4 separate regions of the Homo sapiens genome follow, and regions 2, 3 and 4 are each linked to region 1. A link is a loop called in an ENCODE intact Hi-C map of the cell type or tissue named here. Cell type or tissue: endothelial cell of umbilical vein. All regions are shown on one strand. Links, peaks and the distances in the headings refer to the core of each region. The heading gives the core; the rest is flanking DNA. Region 1 has its middle 7.7 kb from the start of IRF1. Region 2 overlaps PDLIM4 (PDZ and LIM domain 4). Region 3 has its middle 5.2 kb from the start of P4HA2-AS1. Region 4 has its middle 12 kb from the start of CSF2.

What was found. Peaks named below come from ENCODE experiments on the same cell type or tissue, not always from the same donor. Only the 100,000 strongest peaks of a DNase experiment are listed, where the experiment ranks them.
Region 2: it touches region 1 in a loop (5-fold over the local background); 36 of 110 quality-filtered maps call a loop at or near these places.
Region 3: it touches region 1 in a loop (6-fold over the local background); 14 of 110 quality-filtered maps call a loop at or near these places.
Region 4: it touches region 1 in a loop (11-fold over the local background); 2 of 110 quality-filtered maps call a loop at or near these places.

Annotation. Positions count from the first base shown.
Region 1 is chr5:132,494,850-132,502,159 of GRCh38, forward strand. No RefSeq gene overlaps it. Among named protein-coding and RNA genes, the nearest start is that of IRF1, 7.7 kb to the left of the region's middle. RefSeq lists silencers at 997-1,246, 1,917-2,176 and enhancers at 1,576-2,550, 6,165-6,284. In endothelial cell of umbilical vein, for the core only: no CTCF peak of the experiment used is centred there; DNase peaks (open chromatin) are centred at 2,132 and 3,012; H3K4me3 peaks cover 869 bases; H3K27ac peaks cover 2,358 bases.
Region 2 is chr5:132,263,177-132,270,486 of GRCh38, forward strand. It overlaps PDLIM4 (PDZ and LIM domain 4), which reads left to right. Exons shown (of 7, transcript NM_003687.4): 3 at 3,288-3,369. Among named protein-coding and RNA genes, the nearest start is that of PDLIM4, 9.1 kb to the left of the region's middle. RefSeq lists enhancers at 1,961-3,235, 2,742-3,242, 5,096-5,639, 5,651-5,730, 5,821-5,930 and 1 more. In endothelial cell of umbilical vein, for the core only: no CTCF peak of the experiment used is centred there; a DNase peak (open chromatin) is centred at 2,735; H3K27ac peaks cover 2,500 bases.
Region 3 is chr5:132,176,034-132,183,343 of GRCh38, forward strand. No RefSeq gene overlaps it. Among named protein-coding and RNA genes, the nearest start is that of P4HA2-AS1, 5.2 kb to the right of the region's middle. RefSeq lists enhancers at 462-541, 1,202-1,261, 5,635-6,162. In endothelial cell of umbilical vein, for the core only: a CTCF peak has its summit at 4,298 (motif pointing right); DNase peaks (open chromatin) are centred at 3,568 and 4,268.
Region 4 is chr5:132,082,283-132,089,592 of GRCh38, forward strand. No RefSeq gene overlaps it. Among named protein-coding and RNA genes, the nearest start is that of CSF2, 12 kb to the left of the region's middle. RefSeq lists a silencer at 5,341-5,563. In endothelial cell of umbilical vein, for the core only: no CTCF peak of the experiment used is centred there; a DNase peak (open chromatin) is centred at 4,239; H3K27ac peaks cover 1,735 bases.

The sequences.
Region 1 (7,310 bases), core at 1,723-4,222:
TGAGTGTGTGCTCAGAAATGAGAGTTTGTGAGAGCTGAGGTGCAGGTGCCAGTGAGGTTTAAACTAGGTGTTTTTTTGTTTTGTTTTTTTGAGACGGAGTCTCGCTCTGTCACCCAGGCTGGAGTGCAGTGACGTGATCTTGGCTCACTGCAACCTCTACCTCCAGGGGTTCAGCAATTCTCCTGCCTCAGCCTCCCAAGTAGCTGGGATTACAGGCACCCGCCACCATGCCCAGCTAATTTTTGTATTTTTGGTGGAGATGGAGTTTCACCACATTGGCCAGGCTGTTCTCCAACTCCTGACCTCAGGTGATCCACCGCCTCGGCCTCCCAAAGTGCTGAGATTATAGGCATGAGCCACGGCGCCCGACCTGAACTAGGTTTTCGACTGGGAGACCTGCTACCTGTGGAGCCTGCTACCCAGAGAGGGGGCCACGGTCCCCAAAGCAGACAAACTCCCCAGCATGCCTTCCAGGTTCCAGGTCCAGAAGTAGTAGGGCTCTCTGAAATGCTCAAAGCCTTCATCTCGATTTTCACAGAAACCTGGGAGGCAGGCAGTCCTAAACTGTGAATTGCAGAACACAAGCCAGAAATAAAAGCATCCAAAAGCTTGAAGGCAGAATCCAAGGGTCATCACCCTGCCTGCAAGGAGCCTAACTGGAGAGAAAGAAAGTCCCTTAATTCATTCAACACATATGAATCACGCAGGCCTGCTTTTTGGTGAACCCCAGGTTTGGTTCTGGAGATACACTGGGGCACCAGACCAGCCCCTCCCCTCTCAAAGGTTTGGCAAAATATGCTGTATGACACAGCAGAATAAACGTTGCACTGTTATAAAATTCCTAAATGCAGAATGTGGGGCTGAAGCTGGCTGGAAAATCACTAGGGGGTCATGATAGAATACTGAGCCAAGGAATTGCTCCAGTGCTCAGGGCTGTTCCGGAACCCCCTGAGAGCGGGGCGGGGTGACAGTGTGGGCTGCCGCTGATGGCCGCTGCGGAGCTTCATTTCTTATAAACACCGCCGTTGGGAGGAAAGAGAACTCAGCCCCCTGTCAGTCCCATGGGGCCCCGAGGCCGGGGGAGGCTCCTGGGCCAGGCCCAGCGGCCGCGACCTGGAGCGGGGCTTGATGGGATCAGCACTCTCCTCCCCCGCGCCAATGGGTGCTGCAGAACGGCCCACGCCCACTGCCGTTCGCCCGGGGCGCCCCTGGCAGGCTTCTCGGTCTTTGTGGGGGCTGCAGCACCTCCACTTCACCGTGATGTGGAGTCCTTCGCCCCCAGGTGACCCACGCTCCACAGCCCCGGCCAGAACTTGGTGGGGGACGCGGGGGGGGGGTGTTTGACGGGGAGGGGGCACAGTCCTTTCGGGCCAACTTCCACATTCCTGCTCCGCCCAGGCGGGGGGTGAGTCGGGGTGAGCAGCCGGCTCCAAGCTGGCCGGCTTCCTGGAAAGGGAGGGCCAGCAGGAGAACTGCAGATCCTCCCAGCCCTGGTGGCTGCCCGCCTCCTCCCTACCTATTCCTCCCCACCCCACTTCCACCCCTACCCCCAGCAAGCTGGCAGCCCCGCCCCTGCCAGGCGGCTCACCTGCCCGCGACCAAGGCACTTCCTCCTCCTTCCCCGCCCAGCCTCTTGCTATAGGCCATGGGTTTGCAGCCGGGTCAGCAGCTACAGGCTGTGTGACCTCAGGCAAGTTACTAAACTTCTCTGTGCCCATTATCTCACCCTGCGAGATGGAGCTAGCAACAATCGGGGTGCAGAGCTTTCCGCGAACACCTCTGCACTTCCCTGCTCCCCCCCCACCTTCCCCTTCCGCTCGGTTTCGCAGGGACATAGGGGATGCACAGAAAAGGCGCCCGCTTGTAAATTGCCGCAGGGGAAGGCCGCGTTGCGTCCCTTGCCGGGGCACTGCCATCCGTTGCAGCCTGAGACTTGGGATAGACCTGCGGCTCTCCCGTTGGAGGCGCGGGTGGTGCTGAGCGGCTGGACGGATGCTGCCCGCCGGGGTTCGGCGCGCAGGCACTCAGATGGCTCCCACCTCCGCCTGGGCCTTGCAGCTGGCGGTGGGGCGGGGCGCAGGGGCCGGGTAGGGGAGGGCTTGGGTCCGGCCATCCAGTGGGGGTCAGCCCCATCGCCGGGTTCCGCGGGGCCGCGCCGAAGGGGCGGAGCCTGGGTTTCGGTTTCTTGCAAACGCGGCGGCAACAGGGAAATCGAGGAGTTTCCGGGAACCGAACCACGCTGGGAGCGCTGAGGTCTGCGCAGCGGCGGGGGCCGGGGGACGGGCGGGCGTCCAGTGTTACCGGCCAGTGGCCAGCTGGAAGTTCCAGCGGGAGCCGGGGAAAACCGGCCCCGGAAAAGCCCCACCTGAATGCACCTGCCCAGGCCTCTCCGGATGGTGTTCATGCTGAGGGTGGGGGTGTGAAGGATGGACCTGCCTGCAGGGTGGCCTTTAGGGAATGAGGGAGGAGTTCTACAAGCTAAGGGGTTTGAGGGTGTGCACGCGGGGAAAGAGGGGACTGTGCGCAGGCAGGTGGGATCTGAGGAATTGGGATATCCCCTCAAATGACTGAGGTCCCCAGCTGTCCCCTCACTGTCACATCCCATCTTATTGTCCTTATACGATGAGGTCTCCTTACTGAGATCATATCCGTAGTGTCCTCTTTTGCTTATTTGTTGGAGGATTTCCCCGAACATGACTTGGAGCCCTTGAGAGTGAGCCCTGACTGTCTGGTCTAGTCTCCTGGATCTAGAACCCACCAACCTCCACGGGGGGCTTGTGACTGTTTACTAAGTGAGAAAAGGAGTAGGGTGAGTTCGAGGCATCTGTGAGGTCCATATGCCTTCTGACCTGCTCCCCCACAGGACCCCTAGCCCACTCAGGTCCTGCCATGTCCCCAGTTGAAGGAAGCCCCACTCTGCAGAAGATGCCTTGGCTTTTGTGGGAGGGGCTTCCCTTGTAGTTCCCTGAGAACTGCCTTCCAGCTGGGATGGCTGGGCAGAAGGCGGACTGTAGTCATCACAGAGGAATGCTGGCCGTGGGGTCAGCCACTTCCTTCCCTCCCCAGGGCTTGGAGCTCAGGCCAGGGATTATGGTGGGTTGGCCCTGGATCTGAGACAAGAAGGCTGGGAGTTTGGGTGGCAGAGGGAGAGTCCAGTACCCTCCCTGATCTCTGCAGCCCACAGCAGTACCTGGGGTCAAGGTGGACAGTGTCACTGGCAAGCCCATGTTTCCTAAATGCATGCCTTTGAGACCACAAGTCTATGGTAAGGATCTCTTTCCTTATGGCCCTGAGACCATGGCTCTTGGAAAGACATAAATCAGACTAAATGGAGCTCCCTCAGCCCAGAAGAGCTGGGGCTGGGGCAGGTATCAGTGGTGGCTATTCTGGAAGCAGCCAGCTAGCCAGTGGAAGGAGAGGCAGCAAGACCTCCCTAGCATCCCTGTATGGGCCAACACTGACTTTCACCAGCCCAGGCTTAGGATCAGGGTGGCTGGCCTGGGAGAGGGCCAGGGAAAGTCCAAATACTGCAAGAGTGGAGCTTGTGCCATGAGCGCCTGGCAACCCTGGTGACTCAACCTGGGAATCCCAACTCCAGGGGCAGCCCTGGAAATGAGGCTCAGGACAGTGAAGGAGTGCCACGGAGGGGCCCACCAACCGTGGCAGCTTTTAGTGAGGCCACAGATCAAATAGGTTGTTGTCCCTTCTTTCTCCTGTGGCCCAGGGTTAGAAACAGTGATGCTGGTCCTCTGCCCGGTCCAAATAGTATTTTTGATCCAGGGAATCCAACTCTAATCCTAGCCCATAAATTTGACCTGGCAGAGGACCTGGTCCTCAGAATGTCTGTGTTGGGCTCCATTTGATGTTACATCTTAGAAATGGTAGATGTAGCTCAAGCTAATAAATACCCACAGGAATGTGTCTTTGTGGTCTGGACTCAGCAAATGCTGAGTTATTGGTATATTTATGGAAGGAAAGCAGGGCAGAGACAGGAGAACAGGTGTCCCTGTGGGTGCTCGGCCCTGTTCACTGTTGTAGCCTCAGGAGCCAGCCTCAGCTGAGCAGAGAGCAGGTGCCCCATGAACCAGTGTGACATGGTTGGATGGATGGATGGATGGATGGATGGATGGATGGACGAACAGACAGATGGATAGATAGGAATATGGATGGTGGATTCAGATGGCCTCAGCAGCATGCACATTTTCCCCACGATGGTCTTTGCAATAAGACAATTTCCACAGAAACTGGTGGGTGCCCCAGAAGGAGGGGAGGAAGAATGTGGCTTCTCCAAGCAGCGCTGTGGTTGTTTCTGCCAGGTTCTATCTCTCCAAGGGGACCTCTGCTCCCTTTCCCATAGCCCTGTTGACATGTGTGGCCCCTCAAAGTCCTGCAGAGACTGGGAGCCTAGTGGCAAGGGCCACCCAGACACAGAACAGGGGAAAGGAGCTGTTAACATTAGCTGGCTGTTCCATTCCTCTCCTGGAAAGTAGGTCCACAAAGAAATTTAGGTAGGACCTCAGCCAGGTGTGAAAGATTCCAGTTTTTTTCTCTGCATGAGTAAGTCCTTGGGAAAGCATCTGTTGACCAATTGACTGATTGACTGGCAAGAGGAGCAAAGGGTCAGCAGAGACCCACCTGCCTGGATGGTGTGGGAGAAAGCATGACCGCCCTCCACCTTGACAGGTGACAAACCACAGTGAATGTGTCACCACATCAGATAGCCAGCATGAATTGCTGCACTGGGAGTGTTTAAAGGTCTGGGTGCATAATTGGGAGCAAAATGGACAAGGGTATGCTGGGAGCTCTAAGCCAGGAGGCCTCTGGTGGCTAGTCACCTCCAGGAAGCAAAAGCCGTTATTTCTTCCTTGAGAATCCCCGTGAATATTGGAGAGGGCTTCTCACAGCCCCATGGGCTGGGGCATGAGTGTGTTATGCTTTGCTTTTAGTGGAGGAGGTGACTCCAGAAGGCTAAAGATTTAGGGACAGCTGATGGTCCTGGAATGCTTCTCAGCCTTGGGCCTACGCTGGGCCCTGTGAGGGGACTTAGAAGTAAGCACCGTGGTCTCCACTACTAACCTGCATGTGAGCTCTCCAAGGACAGAGGATGCTCAGAACCACCCCCACACCCCCACTCTGGCACCCAGCACATTGCTCTCAGGCAGTAGGCACTTAGTAAGTGTGCTCTGATTGCAGTGCCAGACGTATGTCATACCTCGAGTAAGAGGCAAAGAGGCAGAGATGCTGGGAGTATGGAGACGGAGCAGGTTATCTCAGTCATTGTTCACAGATGGCTACTCTGAGGAGGGGACAGTTCAGCAAAGCCTCAAAGGATGAGTCAAAGGTTAATAGGCTAATAGTAGGGGAGGGCATTCCAGAACGTGAAAACAGCCCAAGGAAAGGCTTGGCAGCTCAGAAGTGCAGAACGGATCTCGCTTTTGGTGTGGCCTGGAGTAGCTGCCCCAGAAGCTGAGGCTGGACCAACCAGTAGGGGCCACACTCTGAAGAGCCTGGATGCTGTGCTCAAGAGTGGACTCTATCCTGGTAGACAGAGGCCGCTCAGGGCTGGACTGATGTTGCCTTCCTTTCTGGAGCCAAGGCCCAGACCAGGGTCTATCATCAGGTGTCTGTTGAATTAAATGCTAGGGCAGGTCTTGTGAGGGCCACTGGTGGCCTGACCTATGCTTTAGAAAACTTTCTGTGGCTGCTACAGAGGATTACGCCTGTGGCACACCAGGGCAAGACTAGGGTGAGATAGTTTCCTAAAGGCACAACATTTAAGGAGGTACTCGCTCTCAGGGGCCAACCCTATACTTGGGTGAGTCTGACGGTGAGTAGCTCCTTAAAGGTTTCACCCTAAGCACCTGCCCTGCCTGCTTGCTCCACCCTATCTGGTCCCTTCTGCACACTGGAGGCTGGGAGGTAGACTAGAGGCAGCTCAAGTGATCCAGGCATATTAGGGCTGTGGCCACAGGGGATAGAGATAGGCCTAGTTGAGAGCAGAATCAGATGACAGGATTTGCCAGGACATGAGACTGGCTGGAGCAGGACCCATCCCCCCTCCCTGGGTGCCCCATTCTGGGAGAAGTGTAGGAGACCCCCCACTCTGCCTAGGAGTCTATATGTCCACAGCCAGGGCCAAAACAAGATCTTAGGCCTTGGCTTCTGTCCTAGGTTATGAGTCTAGGGAACCAAGGACACTAAGCTAAAGAGAGTAGGGCAGCAGGTGAAAAAGCCACAGGCTGCCCCAGGAAGGCCCAGGCCACTGGAGACCACAGCTAGAACCTACAACCATGTCCCGAGACTGCTCGGCCTTGCCCTTTGGATGCTTGGGCACAGCAGGAAGGAAGTGATAAGGGTGCCTCCACTGCTGGATGGGGCGTGTCTGTCAGTCCATCTTCCCCCCGCTGTCTGCCCAGCAAGACCAGGGGCCACCCCCAGGTGCTCCCCAGGGGATTAGCAGCTTGGTTCCCCAGCCCACACCCCTAGAAGCTCTGACCCTATGGCAACAGCACCCCCTGCTGGCTAATATGGAAAACCAACCCCTTTCCCTCCTCTAGCAGGCGGAAGTTTAGGGGTCTTGGAGAAAGAGAAGGGTGCAGGCACAATGCTGCGGGAAAGGGTGGGGGCAGGAATTCAGGATGGACTTTGGCTATGGCAGATAAGCAGGTGCCACCTGGTAAACAGAGCACCTATTTCCTGATCAGTAGCCTTTGAACAGATGCCAGAGAGGCCAGGACACAAGCAAAGGCAGAAATGGGGGTTTCTAAGGTAACTGCTGAGCGAGGCTGGCTCTCGTGGGAGTCCCTGCCTTCTCCTACAGCATCATGGCCCAGGAAGGCCTGCATCCTCTGTTGAGCACTGTTCTCCTCAGGTGGGCTCAGGAACTCCCTCAGATTCCCCCTGAGCAAGCCACCTGGCCCCACAGAGGATTTGGCCTAGGACTGAAGGCTGAGAGCTAGGCCTGAGACAGGGTAGTGCCCCAGGCACCCCAAAAAGAGGATTTGTCCCTAAAATTCCTCCCGCAACTATCCAAGGCTAGGAATAGAGGCAGGGACACATCAGCAGAACAAAATCTCAGAGCGTCCCTGAGCAGCTGCCTGGCTCTTCAGATGCAAACCTGGTTAGACACACACTTCTCCTGAGCTCTAGGCCCATGGCTCAGGCACAAGGACCACCTCGGAGTGCTGGATGAGGTGCCCAGTGGACAGAGGAGTGAGAGGACCCAGTGTATGCCACTTTGACCCTTCAGCTGTGAGCCAGGAAGTCCAGGCAGACACAGCCACAAGCAGGGCCATGCCCTGGGCAGCCAC
Region 2 (7,310 bases), core at 1,373-3,872, 230 kb before region 1:
CTTCACAGATGAGACAAGTGAGGCTCAGAAAGGTTAGATGGTGCTTAAAGTCACACAGAGAGGGAGTGGGGTAGCAAAATTTGATTTTGGGGCTCTCTCCTAAGACTACAGACCCTTAACTTGGCTGCTGACTACTCCTACCAGCCCCTCAGCTGCCCTGCCACAGCTGTCGCCACCGTGGCCCACACCTCTGCCCTGGTTAAATCTGGATTTGGGAAAAGTTCCCACTAAGGACTGTGTAATGCTTTGCAGCCAATCAAGAAGGGGAGGACAGGGGGTTACCAAGCCCATCTGTGCTCCATAAATGATCCTGGGATAGAAGGTCCACTGGGGGTGGGGGTGGGGGGACCCAGCCTTGCTCAGGTCCTGGGTCTTTACTCAGCTCTGAGAAGCAGTTGGCCTAAGCCTGGCTGAGTGGGATCTCCCCACTCCCCTGCCCACCTTGATCCACAGAAGTCGGGCATAACTTATCAGCTCTGCCGTGTTCACTGCTGAGGGGATTTCCATGACCCCCTGTGGAAGTACGTGGGCAAAGCCTCCCCAAACCACAACACAGCTAACCATGCCTCTGAGCTGGCAGGGTGGGAGGTAAGCCACTGGCTTGGAGCCTTTAAACATGGTGGAGAGGCCTGTGAGGTCAGCCCTGTTTGTGCTTGGCCCTGGCACACGGTGAGGATGCTCCATCTTTGGAGTTCAGCAAAGCTGGTCCTCATCCAGCCTCTGGAGCCTTAGGTGCCCAGATGACCTCTATGAGCCCGGGGTTTCCTTTCCCATTAACGGATCACATTCATCACCCTCCTCCAGACTGAGATACAGGCTGGATGGGGGAAATGTCAGCATTGCTCTGCCCATGAGTGACCTCTGAAGCTTCCCCACTTGGCTGGGATCCTGGCCCCTGACTCACCTCCAGCCTTGACTCTGTGTGGCTGAACAAGGGCAGCCCTAGTGGTAGTGGAGTAGTGGGGAGGAGTGCCTCAGAGGGGGCCTGAGTCAGGAGCTTCTCAGAGTGTATGATGTCAGCGGAGGGTGGTGGGGTGGAGGTCCCCCTCCTTCTTTCCTTCCTTCCTTCCTTCCTTCCCCAGTCCTTTGTTCCAAACCAGGCATGGATGGAGCCAGAGGTCCACTGACCTGTTCCACTCTGAGCATTTCAGCCCCAAAATGTCACTGGCCATGGAGCAGATGAGAGCACATTCTCTACTATTACAGAGCTGGGTTGAGAATTATGCTCATAATTTTACCCATAAAAGAGAGAGAGGGAGAGATAACTATGCTGTGCTCCAGAAAGTGATTTAATCTCTTGAGCCCATAACTTCCTCAACCAAAAATATGGACCATCTTGCGCTCTGGACATTGAGTGATGATGTACCAGGCCTGCTCAGTCAGAGTGAAAACCTGAGTCCTGCCCTGCAGCCCCCTCACACATGCAGACTCTGGGGGATCAAGACATGAGGGCCACCTTGACTTTCTGAGCCAACATTTCTTCTCCTGGACACTTGCCCACCTGCAAGCTTTCTGACTCTGCTCCCTATCTTGCCTGCTATGCCAGGACCTATGCCTGGCCCCCAACGACACTCCTCCCCGCCCCCACCACACACACCCACACAGCAAGGGCTCTGCAGTAAATCAGCCTGTTGAGCTGGCTGGAGTGAGCTACCCTGTGCTCTCACTCCCAGGGTTCTACCCCAGACCAGCTTCCCTATCTGCCCTCTTGTGTACAGAGAGCTCTAATCCCCCCACCAACTCCCCCACAGAATGAAAAGTGTATCAAAGGCCCAGCTTCCCCACTGGGCTTCTTTTGCTTTGAGCCCAAAGCCAGGCATCCAACAATCCAAGCAAAATCACACTTCCTGGGCATGTTCTATAGGTCCAGGACCTTTCTGACATCAACTCCAACACTGAGGCCACTGATAGAGTCCCTGTTGTCCATCACATGTGGCCCAAGGTACCTTTGCACAGCCTACCCTTTGCCTGTCATTTTGTTTAAAGAGCCCAGCCTGGGATGGGGGTTGACACATGATTAAGCCCTTCATTCTGATCTGATGCATTGGGCCACATTAATGGCTCTGGGTACTTTGTGCCCTTCGACCTTAGACGTCAGGCTTGTACTGCTCTTCTGGGCAGAACTTCAGGGAAGTTGAAGGCCAAATAGCCACACAAGATGTCCCAGCTTTATCCCAGAGGAGTTCTGAGTAGATAGAGGCCACAGTTAGAGCTGTGAGTTAGGGTACCCACTTGGGAGCCTGGTTGAGGGGGCTAGAGACAGGGACTATGGGGCTGGTGTTGCCCTGGGGCAGCAGAGCTCTAATACCAAAGGCCTGGAGTAGAGAGGTAGCCTCCAAGGGACTAAGGAATGGGCAGAGGCGAGGAAGTGCAGAGTGAGTATGGACCATAGGCATAGATAGATTATTAAAACCCTCAACTGAAGGGGGCAGAAGAGGCAGGGGCAAGCTGCTAGGTCAGTAATGAGACCTTGAGAAGCCTCAGGAGGCTTCGTGGGGTGAGTTGGAGGGCATTATTCCCCTTTGGTCTAACCAGCCTCACCTCATACCCACCTGCCAGTCCAGGGTCCATGCCCCTTCCTGGCCTGCCTTCTCACAGGGCTACTGAGTGACAGGGCTGGGCCTTAGGCACGTAGCCTCTCGGCCTGCCTGCCCTGCTTATGGCAGGTTTATGATGTTTTTCTCCCTCCTGAGTGGTGTTTGGCTTTTGGTTTCTATGGCGAAGCAGGAATTTCCTAATGGCCTGTTTCCCATCTGGGCTGGGCAGACTCAGTGATGACTCTGCCGGCAGCAGCAGCAGGAGGAAAGACACACCCCTCAGAGCCTCCATTCCACCTACCCCAGAGCCGACGGACGCCTGACCCCACACCCCACCAGAGGCTGTAGATGCCCAGAGGATGCGTGGATAGGCTTCTAGCTGGTCAATGTGTGAGGCCTGGCTTGCAGTGCTATAAGCTGGGCCTCTTTGAGCTGAGCTTCTGTAGGCCACGAAGAGGGTGGAAGATTAGGGAAGACACAGGGCTTCTCCTGCAGCCTCTCCAGGAACCAGACTAGAGAGGGATTGGGCAGCCGATGGGGACAGAAGCATATAGCCCTACCCCAGGAGGATGGCAGCTAGAGTTGTGGCTCATTGCCACAACAGTCACCATTGTGGTACAGGGGAAAGCACTGGAGTGGTGTTCTTCTACCTGCAGGGCACAGCCCAGAGCCCAGCCCCTCTTGATCCTGGCTCCCAGGCATGGTGGGCGTGGTAGGAGACATATCTGACCATCACAATTTCTGCCACAGGCCTGAGGGTAGGAGCTGGCCCAGTGCCCCTGATGACAGCAAGGCTCAGGCACACAGGATCCACATCGATCCTGAGATCCAGGTATGTACAGACACTGCCTGGCCTGGCCTGGCTCAGAGTGAGCCCAGGGCAGAGGGGCCAGCATGCAGGTTCACCTGCACTGAATGTCCTCACTGGGGCTCTCAGATACCCAAGACAGAGACTGAAGCAGAAGTTTTCTCTGGACCACATCCATACCCCATCCCATGTTCCTCAGATGATGAGCACCTGGTGTGGGCTCTGTCTCTACTCCGGGCAATCCTGGATTCTGGACCAAGGTGCCTATGATGTCCAGGATCTGGGCTAGGCCTTGGTTTGCGGCTATCACACAGCCAGCTGGAGTTCACTCTGGTGCTCAGTGATGCCAGACCAGAAAGAAGTCACTGTGCTTGCAGCGGGGGAGATTGGTGGCAGTCTCAGGCTGTGGAGTGACCTCAGGCTATGGGACACTCCTCTGAGTGCCCTATCCAAGCCTGAAGTTCTCTCCTGGCCATCCTGTGGTGCTTCTAGCAGAACTTAGGCTGCAGGCCTGTCTGCCCAGTCACCTTTCTGTGTGTGATAGAAGTCATATCTCTGGTCCTGTCCTCAAGAAGAGTGAGGGGGTCAGGCTATTCTAGGGCCTTGTTTTGCCATGGCATAAGGAGTAGCCAAGTGGGGATGACTGAGGTATCCAGAGCCATCTCTGGGCCACAGAGTTTGGGCAAGGAGACTGGGATGGTCTGTGATGGAGCCAGAACCATGGGACCCAGCATGTGGGACCATTGCCTCCTGGGCCTGCCTTTGTCCACCCTCTCAACATGAAAGAAAAGGGGCCAAGGCAGGGAGAGGCTTCACTGAACCAGAGGGAAGGATGTGCCCCAGCTTCTCCCTCACTATCTACCCCAATCCCATCTTGCTCTATTCCCTACCCTGCCTGGCTGGCATCCCTGGAGCCAGATGCTTACCACCTTCCAGGCAGTGCCCATTCTGGCAGGGGAAAGGCACTTAGAAGTTCTGGGCTAGGGGAAGCCAGGGGCCAAAGGAGCCCAGAGTAGTCACATGACTCAGACAAGGAGTCAAGGAGTGCTTCCTGGAGGAAGGGGTATTGAAGCCAAGACCTGAAGGGCTAGGAATGGTAAGGCAGGCAAAGGGGTATAGGGAGAGGAAGTGTGGCCCAGAGGTGAGGTCTTGCACCACAAGTTCAGAGAAAAGAAAGGTCCAGGGGAAGGGAGGACAAGATGGAAGGAGTGAGAGGACAGAGGTGAGAGATGAGGTGGTGGAGCAGGGCCACAGAAAGGCTCTTGGGCTTCTCTATCCTGGACCTCAGCTGTTCTTACAGGGATTCATGGCCACATCTGTGTCTCAGAAACTTGCTCTGATGGCCCCATGGACCCCAGACCTTAGGGGTAGGGGTACATGTTGCCATAGACAAATGAGCCAGGTTTGCCACAGGCCAGGCAGAGGGGAGCAGCAGGGTGTGGGCCTCAAGCTCATGCATGAGGCCCAGCCTCCCTCAGAGGTAGCAGTGCCAGGATGACGTGGTGGGGAGGGGGTTCAGTCTTCCAGGAGAGGCTCAGGGCCGGTGGGCCTGGGAGGCTGGCGACTGTAGAGCAGCTCCCCCTGCCCCCACACTTGTTCTCATTGACTCCCTTGAAGACCAGGCTGCCAGTGGCTCAGACTGGAGAAGGAGGGAGTTTCCACAAGCACCAGGGCAGCCCCTCAGCTGCTGCCCCACTTTTGTACTTAAAAGGTCATGGGCTCCATGGGTGGTGACAAAAACACCCCCACCCCACCCCTGCAGGGCTGAGTCCTTGCTAACACAGACACAGGGCCCATTGTCCCCATGCTGCTCCCACCCTCTGCCTGAGTGGGGGTGTTGGGGAGGGGGTGGAGCTAGCTGGAGCCATCGAGGAGGAGGAAACCACAGTTGGCCCTAGGACCAGCACAAGGTGCCCTGGCACACATCCCCGAGTGGGATGGGACAGGGCCAGCTGGAACTTCAGGCCCACCTTCCCTGTGGGGCGATAGGAGAACCTCCTTCTCTCAGGCCTCTTGTGGGAACACAGGAGGCACTTGGCCTAGCCCAGGGTGGAGGAAGGATAGTAACTTATTACTATCCTTCTGGGTTAGTAGGGTTTTCTGGAAGGAGTGGCAATTATGCTCAGAACCAGGTGATGGGGAGAAGCAAGTCAGGTGGAGCAGGCAGTCCTTGCACACTCAGCCTGTCCTCCCCAGACCAGCAGAGAGCTAGAACTGAGCCTCTAGGAGATGGCACCTGCTCATCTGGACTCAGCGCCTGCCTCCATCCAAGTTGAGTGTCCCAAAGCAGGTAGTTACCCCCATCCTGCTGAAAAATCCACTGAGGCTTCAACAACCAAGTGGGCAGCAGGCTGGTTCTCAGAGCAGAGGAGCATATGGTACGAGGTGTACCACCCACAGAGGGGGAAAATACAGGACTGGGGGCCCAGGAATTCCCCTGACAGCCATTCATCCAACAAGTATGTGCTTTATGCCAGGCACTATGCAATTGTCTTATTTCATCTCCACAAGGAACCTGATGTGGAAAGCATCACATTCCCCAGCTCATAGATAAAGAAACAGGTTCAGAGAGGTGAAGAGACTTGCCCAGTTAGGGGATAACCCTGGGACTCAAACTAAAACTGAGGTAGCCATGTGTGTCCTAGCCACAGAGTTCAGGCCTAGAGAGGCAGCTGCATGGGTGACCGTGGGAGGGGCAGTGGCTCTGATGGCCCTGCAGTGGACCCCTGCACCCTGCTGGGTAGGGGTGAGTGAGGGCCTCCTTCCTCCCAGTCCCAGTCCCTCCAACTCCTCCCTCCCACCAAAGCCTCTGCCCGGAGGCTGAGCCCCACCCCCACTGGCCACAGCCCATCTGGTCCCCATTAGAGGTCAGCCCTGCCTGCATGCTTGCCCGACAGACACACGTGTGAGAGCGCTCACGTTTCTCAGGGGCTTTTGTTGGGCCTGATGTGGATAGGGGTTTTCCTGTTGCTGCTGCATTGATGGGGGCCACCTGGGCAGCAAGACCCTCCTGTTTGTCTGTTGGGGTGGGGGAAATGGAGGGGGGCCCACCCAACTGCTGGTCTGCCTGTTCCCCAGGTTCCCACCCTACAAAAAGCAGGGGGTACTCAGGGCAGAACCCCACAGGCTCAACTATGCCTCAGAGCTTCCTAAGTCCAAACCAGGGTTCTTCCCACTACGATAGGCATCCTTTCCTGTCCACACTGGGCTCTCTGACCACACTGTAGAGCAGAGGAGGTTTACACGTCACTCCCAGGCTGAGGCTAAGACCTACCCCATGGCCTGGCCTCAGACATCATCCTAAAATCAGGCTGCTCTGGCTACTAGCCCAGTCTCAGCTATGGAGGCCACTATGGCCATTCCCAGGGTGACCAGTGCTGGCTCCAAGTCTCTGTAACCATGCGCATGTAGTTAGTTGTATGTAGGGAGATTGGTAGGTGCATATGTGTTGTCCTTATGTGTGTGTGTGTGTCTTTAAAGCATAATTGTGAGAGTGTGCATGCCCCTGTTTACATTGCTGTGGGGTGCTTGTGTGCACTTGCAAGCTGGGAACTGCACAGCTCTGGACTCTGCAGGGACAAAGATCCCCAGTCCCCACTCAGACCCCCACACACAGAGATACTGCCCTCTCCTCATGGCTGAGGGGGCAGGTTCAGGACACTCCCACCCAAAATGTTTCAGCCATGGGCACCAGGCTGGCTGTGGGGTAGTGGGGCAGAGAGCCTTGAGCCCTAGCCTGGTCTCTGCCCCTCATCTGCTGTGCCTGCAGAAGGCTACTCATTGTGGCCTGGAAAGCAGGAAATGGGGGACAGGTGTAGGCCCAGAAGGGGCTGACCTCACAATGGCACTCTTGAGCCTCAGCCTGCCCAAAGGGCCTTGGACACATGACAGTCAAGGACCCTTTCTGACTGTAGGACAGGAGTTACGTTTTTTGAGTTCCCAGCCATGGGCCTACCCAGTACCCA
Region 3 (7,310 bases), core at 3,064-5,563, 320 kb before region 1:
ATAATATATATATTATATATAATATATATTATATATTATATATTTATATATTTATATATTGTATATTTATATATTGTATATATTTATATATTATATATTTATATATTTTTATATATTATATATATTTATATATATTATATATATTTTTATATATATTTTTATATATTATATATTTATATATATTTTTATATATTTTTATATATTTTATATATTTATATATATTTTTATATATTATATATATTTATATATATTTTTATATATTATATATATTTATATATATTTATATATTATATATATTTTTATATATTTTTATATATTACATATATATTTATATATATTTTTATATATTATATATATTTATATATATATATTTTAGTGCCCAATAGGTAGTTTTATTCCAGTAGTATCCCCTAAGTCAAGGCAATCAAAATTGTCTCCAGACCTTGTCAAATATCTCCTAGGGAAGAGGTCCCCAATGCCCAGGCTGCAAATCAGTACCGGTCAGTGGCCTGTTAGCAACCGGGCTGCACAGCAGGTGAGCAGCAGGCGAGTGAGCATTACTGCCTGAACTCTGCCTCCTGTCAGATCAGCTGCAACATTAACTTCTCATAGCAGCGCAAACTCCACTGTGAACTATGCATGCACATGCGAGGGATGTAGGTTGCATGCTCCTTATGAGAGTGTAATGCCTGATGATCTAAGGTGGAACAGTTTCATTCTGAAAGCATCCCCCACCAACCCCCGTCCATGGAAAAATTGTCTTCCATGAAACTGTCCCTGGTGCCAAAATGTCTGGGGACCACTGCCCTAGGGGACAAAATCTCCCCAGCTGAGAACCACTGCTAAAGACATAGGAGAGTAATGGGAGGGAGGGGGCACTGTAATATTTTATTCTATTTCTGTTTTGCCTAAATTTGCTTAGAGGTAACATGCATGTACATTTTCTTTGTGTAATTAATAATTTTAAAAGTAAGCCTGTTTTCTCATGAGTAAAATGGGAACTATATACCTAAACTCTAAGGTTGCTCTAAAGATTAAGAGCAAAATAGAAACGAGTTACCAATTTCCTGGAACAGTGGGGGAAAAATACCAAGCAAAGTGAAAAAGGAAGTTCACATGAATAGTTATCAAGAACAGTGAAGAAAGAAGAGAGAATCGCCTCCTAGCTGAGGCTAGGAGAATGATCAGTCATTTTTGCCATTTGCAAAGATAAGTAAAACAGAAATAGGAACCATTTAAGGGAAGTATAATGAACCTGGTTAGGGATCTATTAAAATGGAAGAACTTGCGGGCCATCTAAGTAGAGCTGGAGCTGGAAGTTGGAAAGTAATAAAAGCTAGAATTAAAGACTCAAGAGTTATCAATATCAATATACTGATATCAAGTATTTGGAATATCAAGTATTTGGAAGTCATGAGCCTTCAGAGAAAAAAAAAATGGCTATAAAGAAACTCTGAGCCATAACTGAGGATTGGGAAAGGAGGGCCACAGGAGACTACGGTATTGAGAAGTTGTAGGCAGAGATAGAAGAAAAACCAGAAGATAGTTGGATCATGGCAGCCAAGAGAAGGGTTTAAACAAAGTGGATAATGTCTCCTTAGATCTCACCTTTATTAAAAAATAAATATTAACATATCAATACAAGAAGAAAAGAGATGAAATATATTTCATTCAAGAGAGAGTGGGGGTCAATCTCAAAACAGCACTCATGGACCATCAAGGCAATAACTCTGGAACTGAGAAGTCACTGGCCCAACAAATAAAGAAGGCAAGTTCTGCTGGAAGGAAACCCCTGGCACCTCATGCACTTCTACGACTGCCTGATCACTCAGGGCTCCTACAAGGCACCAGGCCTCAAAACCTTATCTGTATTCCCGTCCAGCTGGAGGGGAGCAGATTACACTCTTTTTTTTTCCCCCAAGAGAGTCTCACTCTGTCGCCCAGGCTGGAGTGCAGTAGCGCAACCTTGGCTCACTGCAACCTCCAACTCCTAGGTTCAAGCAATTCTCCTGCCTCAGCCTCTCAAGTCACTGGAATCACAGAAGTGTGCCACCACGCCTGGCTAATTTTTTTGTATTTTTAGTAGAGACGGGATTTCACCATGTTGGTCAGGTTGGTCTCAAACTCCTGGCCTCAAGTGATCCACCCACCTCGGCCTCCCAAAGTACTAGGATTACAGGCGTGAGCTACTGCACCCAGCCAGGTTACACTCTTAATAGCAACAACTTCGTAAATTATCTGAAGCAGGCCCTGGTCTCTGACCAGGCTAAGGCTATTTGGACTGTGAAACATGCAACCCACAGTTAATCAGAAACTCTCTTTGAAATGTTAACAAAAGACCATGAGATGCACAGAGGAAGAAAAGGGAAAAAAAACTATTTTCAGAGGGAGAAACAATCTACAAATTGGGGAATGCAACCTCCCAGGAAAACCAAAAGGACATACTCCAAAAGGGAATAGGAAGCTGGTATTTATGCCTTACAGGGATACTCCAGGGTGTGCGTGGTTTGCTCCTGTCCTCAGCACATTTGATCATGTCACTGCCTGCAATTCTGTCATCTTTGCTCCAAGACAGATAGATTTGGATCCCTTTTTTCCTTTTTCCTCAGCAAGTTCAGAAAAAGAGAAAAGTGTTGCTTGGCTATTTCATTACACACCAAAGTACAAAATGGGGAGGAAGTGTTTCCTGCATACACCATGGGCCCTAAAAAAGAAACTCACCATTGCCCTTCCCTTCCCTCTTCTGTCCCCTGGAGCTTGGCTCCCCTCTCACTTCCTTGGGACCTTGTTATAGTTGACTCCTAAAATTGCCGCCGCCATACACACACGCCCACATGGATCAGGGGAATCTGTGTTTAGAAATCATCATGAGGCTGGGCGCGGTGGCTCACGCCTGTAATCCCAGCACTTTGGGAGGCCGAGGCGGGTGGATCACTTGAGGTCAGGAGCTCAAGACCAGCCTGACCAACATGATGAAACCCTATCTGTACCAAAAATATAAAAATTAGCTGGGTTATATTTAGCAGGCTTAAAGGAATCTGTGAATATTCATGAGGGAAGTCAAGCATGTGTGCAGTGGGTAAACATATATGTAACATGCATTCCATGTTCACTTTGGGGTGGGGTTTTAGCATTAAAGTAAGGTGAATTTGGCTCTTTGCATCAAAAAGGTGAACTACAGGGCACAAAGACAGTTTGTGTACAGTCTCTATAAGCTGGCCAAAACTGGCTGGCTTGAGGTCTATGGCTATTTATCAGGAAAGAAAGTAAGGCCAATTCTCTGTCCCATCAGAATTGTGGCAGGACCATGGTGGGCAGCCAGCAGATCGGTCGGCTGGTGTCAAGTAGTAGTCTATCAGGGTCAACAGGAAATTTCCAGCTGTAGTTTCTGTGATGTTTTTCAGGACCTGGTTTCTGCTTACAGGAAAGAAAACCTTATGGTAGTTAGTAACACAGGGATACATGACCAAGCCCTCATCTTGCTGTGGCCGTTAGATTCTGGTTTTGGTATGTCTCATTTTAGCCACAGGGAGTCTGCTGGGGTATATTTCAACTCTAGGGCTCCAGATTTTTCATTCTATGTTGCTACTGCTAAAGACAATGTTTCCATAAATCAGCCTGATGTGATTAATCAGGGTTAACGTTTGATGACGGCTGGAATACAATGCATTCCCATTGTAAGTTTCCAAATCTGATGCTTATCTGTGAAAACACACTTTTTCATTTTATCATTATCATATCAGGAAGCTCTAACCAAAGCCTCAAATTCTTGAACTACAGAAGGTCTAGGAAGCTTTGAAACAGGCAAAATTTTGTGTGCACTTTTTAAAGGGATAAAGACCCTGAAATTTCATATGGGTCTCAAGAGGGTCTGTCACCCCAAAAGGTTAACAGTCATTGTAATTGTATTTTTCCTACATCAGGCCCTATTTGTGATCATTTGTTGAATAATTTCTGACACCTATTCTAGATGTTGGTCCAGGTGGGTATGTCCTCTAGAAGGCTGGATATAAGGGTCTAAAACAGAGCTCAAGAGAAAGATTTGAGTACAAAAAGACAATTCAATAAATCATAAACATATACATGTTAAAGCAGTGGAAGTAAAGATCCTTCCTCCTATAGCATACAGTACTACCGTGAAAAGGAAACAAACTAGACTAGGGAACATATATATGAGAAGCCTAGGCTGATGAAAAGGAGCCAGGGAGGCCGGAAATAAAGGAGAACTTGAATCACGAAGTGCTTCGCTAGAGGAAAAAAAAAAAACTGTCCGAAGTGTCTACTGGGTTTGGCCACTAGGAGGACCCAGAACACTTTACCAGACAATTCCAGAGAATTAGTTGGGGGAGACTCACTGCGTCAAAAATTTAAGAATGGAAGGTGAGGACAGTAAATCTAGCATAAGCAGCTTGCCTTAAGCTTCTTGAAATCAAAGAAGCAGGCAAGATGACAGCTGTGAGCCCACTGGGTACAAAAGCAGTTTGGGTCATTACTTTAGTGAGGCTCCGTTGGCTGCAAATTTCAAGAGAAAGAGATGGACTTTTCAGAGAAGAGTAAGAGAAGGGAGGACCAAGCTGGGGTGTGGGGAGGGGGCTGATCCTCCATGTTATAAACGCACTTTCAGAAAGACACTGAAAAGTGCCTTAAAAACAAAAAACTTTGAGCTTGCCAAATACCCATGGCCTTTCCTACCACTTATCTTCTCACAACCCCCAAATGCTTTACAAAAAAAAAAAGTTGGCAGAAGGGGTATAGCTCAGTGGTAGAGCATTTGACTGCAGATCAAAAAAAAAAAGTTTCCCCCGAGTTTAGAATAAAGAATCTTCACAAAAGTTAAACCTCTTCAAAGTAGCGTCAGCCTTAGATATTACGTCCAAGACATCATTTGACGCACCCAGACCCCCGCTCAGAGCACATCCTTGACTCACCAGCCTCTCTCTGACTCTGTCCTTGCGGAGGGACCGCCTCACAGGACAGAGCCCCACTGGCCCCAGGAGCCTTGCGAGCTGGTCCTGCGGGGCTGCTCTGCCAGACCAGGTCGGAAAGGAGGGGCCAGCCAGAGCCCTAAGCCAGGGCAGCCACAGACACAGCCTGTAGCCCCACTGCTGTCCGCTGACCCCGCCATTCTCACCACCTGACCTCTAGGAACACGCCCACAGGTCAAAGGCCTTTCCAGAAACCTCTGACCCTGCCAGACCCCGCCCCCAGGTCCTCAGAGGCCACGCCCCTTCCTGTGGCCTCGCACGGCCTCGCCCTTTCCCGAGGCCTGCGCGGGGGAAGGGGTGGTGTCCTTTATCTGGGGGGTGTCCTTTATCTGGGTACTGAGCTCCGAGTGCCATTTCAGTGCCCACTGAGCAAGAGAGGCTGCTCGATGCTTTCCAAAGGCCCATTCTGGGCACTGGGGATAGAGAAGTGGAAAAGCAAAGTTCTTTCCTTCAAGGACCTTCTATACCATGGGGGAGACAGACCACGAACTGATACCCAAATTAAATCTCTTAACGGGTGGTAGTGATGTGGGGCAGGTGAGCCCCAAAGTGGAGCTTAGCCCACGAGAGTTCTTGGCTTTGCCCAGGAAAGAATTCAACGGCAAGCCAGAGGTAGAAGAAAACAGCTTTCTTGAAGAGGCAGAGCAGGGCTACCCCATTGACAGTGGGTAGCAGCTCAGGGCAGTTTTGCAGTCATGTTTATTACTACTTTTAATTACATGTAGATTAAGGGGAGGTTTATGCAGACACTTCCAGAGAAGGAGTAGTAACTTTGGGGTCATTGGGTCATTACCATGGAAAGGGGCCCTAACGCCAGGGTGTTGTCATAGCAACTGCAAACCGACGTAGCACCCTGGTGGGCTGATTGAAAGCTACTTTGGCCCTGGCCCTGTTTTAGCCAGTCCTCAATCTGGTCCGGTGTCCGACGCCTGCGTCTGGAGTCAAGTCCCACCTTTTACCTCAGTGATAAGTGCTCTAAAGAAAAATAAAACAGGGCTGGGCGTGGTAGCTCACGCCTGTAATCCCAGCACTTTGGGAGGCAGAGGCGGGAGGATAACTTGAGGTCAGGGATCGGAAAGCAGCCTGGCCAACATGGTGGAACGCTGTCTCTACTAAAAATACAAAAATTAGTCGGGCGTGGTGGTGCATACCTGTAATCCAAGCTACTCGGGAGGCTAAGGCAGGAGAATCGCTTGAACCCAGGGGACGAAGGTTGCAGTGAGCAGAGATCGCACCATTGCACTCCAGCCTGGGCTACAAAGCAAGACTCCATCTCAAAAAGAAAAAAAAAGAAAAAGAAAAAGAAAAAAGAAAGAAAACAGGCTAAGGAGGAAGAGAATGAGAACGCAAATCCTTCGTAGTAGTCATGAAGGCCTCTTGGAGTGGGCTGCAGTGAGCCGAGACTGCGCCCCTGCACTCCAGCCTGGGCAACAAAGCAAGACTGTCGAAAGAAAGGGAAGGAAGGGAGGGAGGGAGGGAGGGAGGAAGGGAGGAACCTCTTGGGAAGATTGCTTGAGGCCAGGAATTCCAGACTAGCCCGAGCAGCACAGCAGTGAAACAAGAAGAACTCTTTTGGATAAGGTAATCTTTGATCAGTCTTGAAAGGAATGAGGGTAGAAACTACTAGGTATTGGTACCTTCCAGGCAGAAGGACCAACAAGCACGAATGTACTGGGGCCGTCAGTGTGACTGAAGCAGAGGGAGCTGGGGAGAGGGTCATGGCAGTGGGGAATATGCTCGCTCCTCTGCCCTCGGATGGAGTGAGGCTGCTGTGTTCTTCTAGACCTGGTAAGGACTGGACATACCTACAGGCTGGACAGTGTGACACAGAAGCCATATGACTTCCCGTGTGTGCGCTTCAGTCATCCACATAACCAGCAATCAAACAGGCAAGACGGTGTTGGTGCAACAGTTACATTGTACTAAGAAGCAGGCAGCTTTTTCAACCATGTAAGATAATTATTTTTAGAATTACCAGATATTATACAAAATGCCCAGTTAAATTTCAGATAAGCAACAAACTTTTTAGTATGCATATATCCTATGCAAAAATTATGTGTTATTTATCTAAAGTTAAACTGGGTGTTACTTGTATTTTCATTTGCTGAATCTGGCAAATCTAATATTGGAGTCAAAATGCCAAGTTTGGAAACTTAAGAGCAGTGCTGTGCCAAACTATATTGAAGCCTGAGGCAAAATGAAAAACGTATGCTTCTTACGTACGTTTTCGTGTTTTTGTTAATTTTTACACATTAAATTGGTTGACAATATTGAAAGTTGGTATATTAAAACTCATATTAAGTTTAAATATTTTATACCAATGAC
Region 4 (7,310 bases), core at 2,682-5,181, 410 kb before region 1:
AGCGGCCATCACGTGGTCCCCGTGCTTATAGAAAATTTCCATCCTCAGTGTCCCTGGCTAAATGAGATTCTCTGTGGTGTCCTTGTGTCAACTGATTCCACAAGTTGGCTGTTCGGCCAAGATGCTGAACATCTTGATTAGCTTACAATGAGGCAGGTTCCCTCAAAGGCCCACAGCATTCCTGCCTGGGCAAGAGCCAAGGTGCCTCTTTCAGCACAGACAGCAGAAGAGGCCTGTCTGCTCCTCCCGGACAGGCAGAACAGCTCACAGCATGGCCTGAGAGGGTGCAAGTGCTGTCCACACATCCTCAGTTAACCTCACACGTTAATGCCCTGTGCATGGAGTCACAGATAGGGGGCTACCCATTTGGCCTGCACCACGCCAGCCCCAAATGGACAGGACTGGCCCTGGTAATCAGATGTGCTATGTTCTGGAGACTTTACTCCTGGTTCCTGGCTGCCTGCATATGTATGTGCTTGGTAAGCTGGGTCTGCATAATTGAAGTGGAGGGCAGGGGCTGCAGGCACCACACTGTGCTGTCCCAGGCTTCTGAGCCCGCTGCTGGTTTGTGCTGAAGGCACATGGCTGGTGTCCCTGGACCCAGCGGCTCCTGCCGTGGATCCTCCCACTTTGTTACATGGGCTTCACAAGAAATGTGATGCGTGGGTCCCTCTCTGGCCTGTTTTCTTATCTGTGAAGTAGGGGTGAGGCAGAAATGGAAAGACCCCAGCCCAAGACCAGCTTGCCCTGACACCATTAAGACCAGGCAGATGCAGAGTCGGGAAAACCTGTTGCTGCTGAGAACACCCTGATGCGTGCCCTGTTCCTCAGAGGGGTGGGGAGGCCAGACACTCATGGCATGCAGTCTGCAGAGCAAGTCAAAACAGGGGCAGCCCCCAAGATGGGAGCTGGGGGTGATGAGCAGCCATCTCACCTACTGTCAGTGCTGGAAGCTCCCCAGCCCCAAGGCCCAGAGAGGGCAGGGACTTCCTCAGGACCACACAGGAGGTAAGCTAGACAGAATTGTTGAGCCTGGCCCCACAGAAACCCCCTCTCTGGGTCCTCTAAAGGGCTGCTGGACACAGGCCTCACTCTTGGAAACAGTTGACCAATTTCCCTTCTGTGAGGGGACCCTGCACCATGACTGCCAGGAAAAATGCAACTTCAAAAGTTATTTTTCACTGTGGTTTAAGAAAAGAGCAGCGAAACAGTTTCATGTTGGTGCTGCTGATGTTATCTCTGGCCCAGACCTGCTCTTTCAACCTGAGAGATGATTAATTAAAATCTTTCTCCCTTTTTTTGGTCAACCTCAAGGGAAGATCAGCACGAACTTCCCAGGCCCTTCCGTTAACATACCACCTGGAAGTTCAGCACTTCCTTCAAAAGCCTGCAGTTCTTGTGTAGGTGGAGAAAAACCTTTTAAAAAGTTATTTTCATTTTTATTGCAATATTGTACAAATGAAGTGCACAAATCTTAAGTATATCGTTCAGTGAGTTTTTATATTTATACCTATATAAATAACTGGCACCCAGGGAAACACATACACCATTTTCCACTACCACCAAAGCCTTCCTTGTACTTCCCTGCTCCTAATCAGTATCCTCCCTCCAAGTATAGCCACTATTCCAACCTCTGCCACCATAAATTAGTTTTGCCCATTCTTGAACTTCATTTAGAACAGAAGCATGTACTATACCCTTTTATGATTGACTTCTTTCATTCAACGCTGTGTCTGTGTAATTCTCTAGTTATTGCCCATCATTGTAACGTTATTTTTCACTGCTGTATAATATCCCATTATAAAAATATCCTAAAATTTATTTCCCTATTCTGGCCAGGTGCAGTGGCTCATGCCTGTAATCCCAGTACTTTGGGAGGCTGAGGAAGGAGGACTGCCTGAGGCCAGGAGTTTGAGACCAGTTGGTCAACACAGCAAGACCTCATCTCCACAAAAAAATAAAACAATTAGCTGGACCTGGTGGCGCAGGCCTGTAGTCCTGGCTACGTGGAAGGCTGAGGCAGGAGGACTGCTTTAGCCCGGCAGTTCAAGGCTAAGGTGAGCTGTGATTATGCCACTGCACTCTAGCCTGAGCAACCGAGTGAGAACCTGTCTCTAAAAAAAATTTTTTTAATTAAAAAAAAATTTCCTATTCTACTGCTGACAGACATTTGGGGTGTTTCCACTTTGGGGCTAATATTAATAAAGCTTCACTGAATATTCCTGCACTCATGTTTTGGTGAGCATATGTTTACCTTTCTTCTGGAAATGCTGGGAATGACATGGAATTGCTAGGTCATAGGACATACATATTTTAGCTTTAACTAAATACTAGCTTTAGCTGCTGGCAAATATTTAATATTTTCCCAAGGAAAAGTCTTTCATTGGCCGGGCACAGTGGCTCATGCCTGTAATCCCAGCACTTTGGGAGGCCGAGGCAGGCGGATCACAAGGTCAGGAGATCGAGACCATCCTGGCTAACACGGTGAAACCCTGTCTCTACTAAAGATAGAAAAAAATTAGCCGGGCATGGTGGCACGTGCCTGTAGTCCCCAGCTGCTTGGGAGGCTGAGGCAGGAGAATCGCTTGAACCCAGGAGATGAAGCTTGCAGTGAGCCGAGAAAGCACCACTGCATTCCAGCCTGGGTGACAGAGCGAGACTCCATCTCAAAAAAAAAAAAAAAGTCTTTCATGAACAATGTTGCTGTTGGTTTTCCTGCCTTTTGTAGACACTGCTTATCCACCAGACACTGGAACTCTCTTCTTCTTTCATATGATCTGAGCCTGCTTCCCAAATGCTCCCATCATTACCAGAAATTCTTCTCTGCGTTGTTTACTCCTGCATCTCCTTTTTGGGAGAGGTAGCTCACAAAGGGCCCAGTTTGATGTGGCTGTGGATGGTGTCTTGCCAGCACACTGTGGAGTGCAGCCCTTATCTACAAGGTCTCAGAGCCTCTGGGAGGCTCCAGGTAAACTGTAATGTTTTGCTATCCTATGTGGAGAAACCAAGTGGAGAGACCTGGGTACTGTCCTGGGTTCCTCTTGAGGTCTCGGTCCCTTAGTCAGTCCCCTGCCATGTCCTGGTACATTCATCTTCCCAGCCCCTTTCCAACCTGCCCACTTCTCTTTGTCTTTATGGCTTTGCCCTGACCCAGTCCACCTCACTAATGCAGACAATCACCCCAAATACCCACAGGCCTTGTCTCTAGACCCTTCCTGCTTCTCTCCCCACAGCAGCCACCCATTAATTCATTACATAAATATGTACTGAGCACCTACAAAGTGTCAGGAACTGTGCCAGGCTCTGAAAGGAAACCAACCCTTGAGGAGCTTACACTTTAGGGGTTAGTCTGGCTGTGTGTCATAAGGGTTACCTGCCAGCTCAGCATGAACTCCAAGCCCTTTGGTCTGACCTAAGACCCTCCCTTACTGCCCTGGCCCCGTCAGCCCCTGCAGATACCTCTAGCCTCATTGCTCACCATCCATCTCCTTCATATCAGCCCTGGACCCCAGTAACACGAACCAGCCACAGCACTCCCACCATCACCTGCTACCCCTGCCTGGAATGCACCCCAGCCAAATGGTTGACATCTGTCTCCACAATGGGGTAAGACTAATGTCCAGTGGGAGGTGGAGAGGTCCTGCACTGGGGCCTCCTCTTCCTCAACACCTACTCTGAGGCTTGCCTGCCCACCTCTTACGCCACAGGGGTGGACTGTTATCTGTTCCTCAGGGGACTGTGAGGGTCTCTGCTCTGAACTACTGCTTTATCCCCCAGCTCGGAGGAGGGCCCCTCATGGCATCAAGTGCCAGCAGTGACTATGTTCCAGAGTCTGATGAAAGTGAGCCTCTTTTCACCTTTGAATAAAAGAAATGCACACAGCTTTTACAGAAGTCCGGATGGAAAGGCAACATCCAATTTTCCAAAGTTTAGAAAATGTTCTTGGGACCAAGATCAGCAACAGGCTATAAGCAGGTACTAAGTACACAGCCAGGGCTGTTGTTTTCATTATTCTTATCAAAAATAGCATCTGTGAGGGAGCCAAGAGGAGGCCCTTGGGGCCATCCAGGAGCCAGGGGAACTGGGAGCCCAACACCAGCACAGCTGCCAGCTCTTTTTCCCACTTAACGGATTCGGGAACCATCTCAAAGGAAGCTGCAAGAGGGAGGGAAGCCCAGCTCTCTGGGAATGTGTCACACTTCCTCCAGTTAGGCCTGGGGCAGCCCCAAGCTCTCCTGATGGAGGCCCTGGCTCCTATCCAGGCCTCTTCCTCTACCAGACTGGATAAGGGTGAGGTCATGTGCTGGGGAAGGGAGGCCAGGGAAGCAGCAACTGGGTTGGAGCCAGTCAGAAACAACACAATAACAGGATAACTCATAGTCTCCCCTCTCCCCTTACACTCCAGGAAGCTGTCCCTGAGTGAACTCCATACCCCTCAGGTCCCTTCTCCCACTGGGACCTCTCTGGGGCAGATTCTGTGGGTGCCTCTTAGTCCTCAACTGAAATGGAAGCTCTCTCTCTTCTCAGGGCTAGGGGAAGCACTGTGAATCAGACAGACCCTAATGCCTCCTCTCACCAATCCAGTCCTGGACATGGGCAGCAACCAGTGTTGGAACCCAGGTGGAAATAAGAGGAAGCTGCCAGAGCCTCGAGCCATACCCTGGGCCATGGTCACACCAAAGGTTCTTGTGCCTATGGGGCTGAGGGACAGAGATATGCAGCCTTGGGCTCTGAGATCAAACAAAAATGGGTGTGGGCCTGGGTCCCCAAGTTACAATGAACCCCCCTGTTAGGAAGGTGCATCTGACCTTAGACTCTGTCAGGCTGAAGGACCAGGTCCCCAAGTTACAATGAACCCCCCTGTTAGGAAGGAGCATCTGACCTTAGACTCTGTCAGGCTGAAGGACCAGGAGTCACAAGCAGACAGACAGACACAGCAGGACCATGACAGGGGCAGACAAACAGATAGGCATAGCTCAGGCTCCTGGCAGTGATGAGTAAACGGACAGACACTGATAGACAGTTAGACTCAGCGAGAGCCTGGAAAGGACAGATGGAGAGACAAGAGGGAACGCTGGCAGTGAAAGACTGACAGACATAGAGGAGATGGCGGACTTGGCAAGAGCCCCTGGCAGGGACAGACAGAGACGCAGTTGCAAGCTGTGGTCAGGTTAAAATGTGGCCATTCTGTCTCTGAGCTCAGCCCCTGACTGCAGATCCCGATTCTCTTGGAGGTTCCTCCTCTTGGCACTGTGATCAGAGACTTTGTGGGACTCTTGGGACCCATTTCTCCAGGACTACAATGCCCTCAACCCCACAAGTCCCAGGAAGGTAGTAGGCTGTGGCCCTCACTGTCCCTGGAGTCAGACTCAAGAATCAATCCATTCTCCTGGTTTTTTCCTCCCCTTCCTGGCCTGTGGGGCAGAGAAAGCCTCCTCGACATCTCTCCTGGGGCCACCTACTCCCAGCATGGTGGCTGTGCTTGTCGTGGAAAAGGTCTTTTTAGGAACCACTATGAGTCCGGACTCTGTTGGCACAGGGGGCGGTGCCCAGAAGAGGCTATAGTCCGGCATTTGCACGACTATCCGAGGATGTTGAGCTCCACCTGGCCGCCTTCTCTTCTCACCACCCCTCATGACCTCCAGGCCCCAGAGGCCTGAGGGCCTAAAAGGTTTTGACCCAGGGGAGCAATTCCAGGCCAGGTGAGGATGGGGTGATTAGTCCCCTTCATAGCTGCAGAGACTGAAGCTGACTTGAACACACTCTGCTCTGAGGCTGTAGGGTCCAAGAACCCCCCTGGGGTGAGCTGAGGTTTTTCTACTTTCAGGGGACCGTTGTGCTGAAAGCATGACGAGGCTGCCTGCCTGAGGTTGGGTTCCCTGGGAAGCAGACTCTGAGACAGAAACTGGCATGCAGGACTGCTCATGGAAGGGAAGGGAAGGAAGCAGGATTGAACAGAGGGAGAATTTGGACAAAATACAGTCACAACAGAAGTCTCAGCTGATCCTAAGGAGACTTCTACAGCTGGGATGGCCCTTCAGACTCTTCCTATGTTGGGGCAAGGAGGTCAAGCCTTTATGCCTTCATTTTGATCAGTAATTGGATGTAAGCTGCCCCTGGAAGGAAGCATGACCTTAGGCACGGAAATTTTCTTCAGCAGGGGCAATCAGACCTTGACTCCTGAAGGGTGTTCAGGGCAGCATATCATAGCTTCCACCATAGTCCATCCCTTGAGCTTTCTGGATCCACTTCTTCATATAAACACTTCCCACTGGTTCTGGGAGCAGCTCCTCCAGGATTCCAGTGGTGTGCTATCAATAACTGGTTCTCCAAAAAAAAAAAAAAGAGAAAAAAAAACTATCATGGTATAAATACTCCCACCATCGGTGCACTACCAACGGTTTAAAAACAGACTGGCAACAACTTTAGCAATGGGATCTCACGAGCAAGTAGCCAGCTCTAGCACACCAATGGTTCCAGCAGGCTTCTACTTCTGGGAGACTTAGAAGAGGAAGGTTCACAATGAACTACAGTCCCTGCTGTTGCAGTTGATCTCAGGGCCACAAATGACACTCATCATCTCCTCCTCTACTATCCATTCCAGATTCCCCCTCACTCTCAGTTAGCACCTTTGCTCATCCTGCTGGCTCACCTGGTAGCATGACCCAATCCTTCATCTCTAAGAGGTCTGATTCCATCTCAGGCTGGGATTGTTGCACTTGTCCATTTACTGTCAAAATTGGGAAAGGGAGTAATAAAGAGGTATCCAACTGGATCACCGGGGTGCTACATGTATGCCTCCCTGCCTCCACTGTGTAGTCTTACCTCCTCCTGATGATCAGGCTCAGGTACCCCTGCCAAGATGGTACCTCCTTTTCTTTCCTGCTTGTCCCTAGACACAAGAAGGCTGAAGTGCCCTGGCAGCATCCCTAGCTGATAGTCTAATGGGACTTTTGCTGGAAATGTTCCCTCCTGGGGAACCAGGATCTCCAAACCCACAGAGCCCAGATTTGCAGGGATGGGAGGCATATATTTTCCAAGTGGGCCACTGGGAATGATAGTAAAGGGGGCCACTCCTGTTTTTATCTCTTGGTTCTGAAACTCTTGTATTATACCTATTGGAACAGAGCTCCATATAAGGTCTTTGATTTATAGTGAGAACTGCATCCTGAAGAATAGTTCATTATCCTGTAAAGTAGCACCCCAAGCCGGTGCTTCAACTATGCCATCAACAGGCTGTTGCCCAACACTCTACCAAACTGACAACACCTGAGTGGTGCAATATGTGATATGACTAGCACATCCTATGG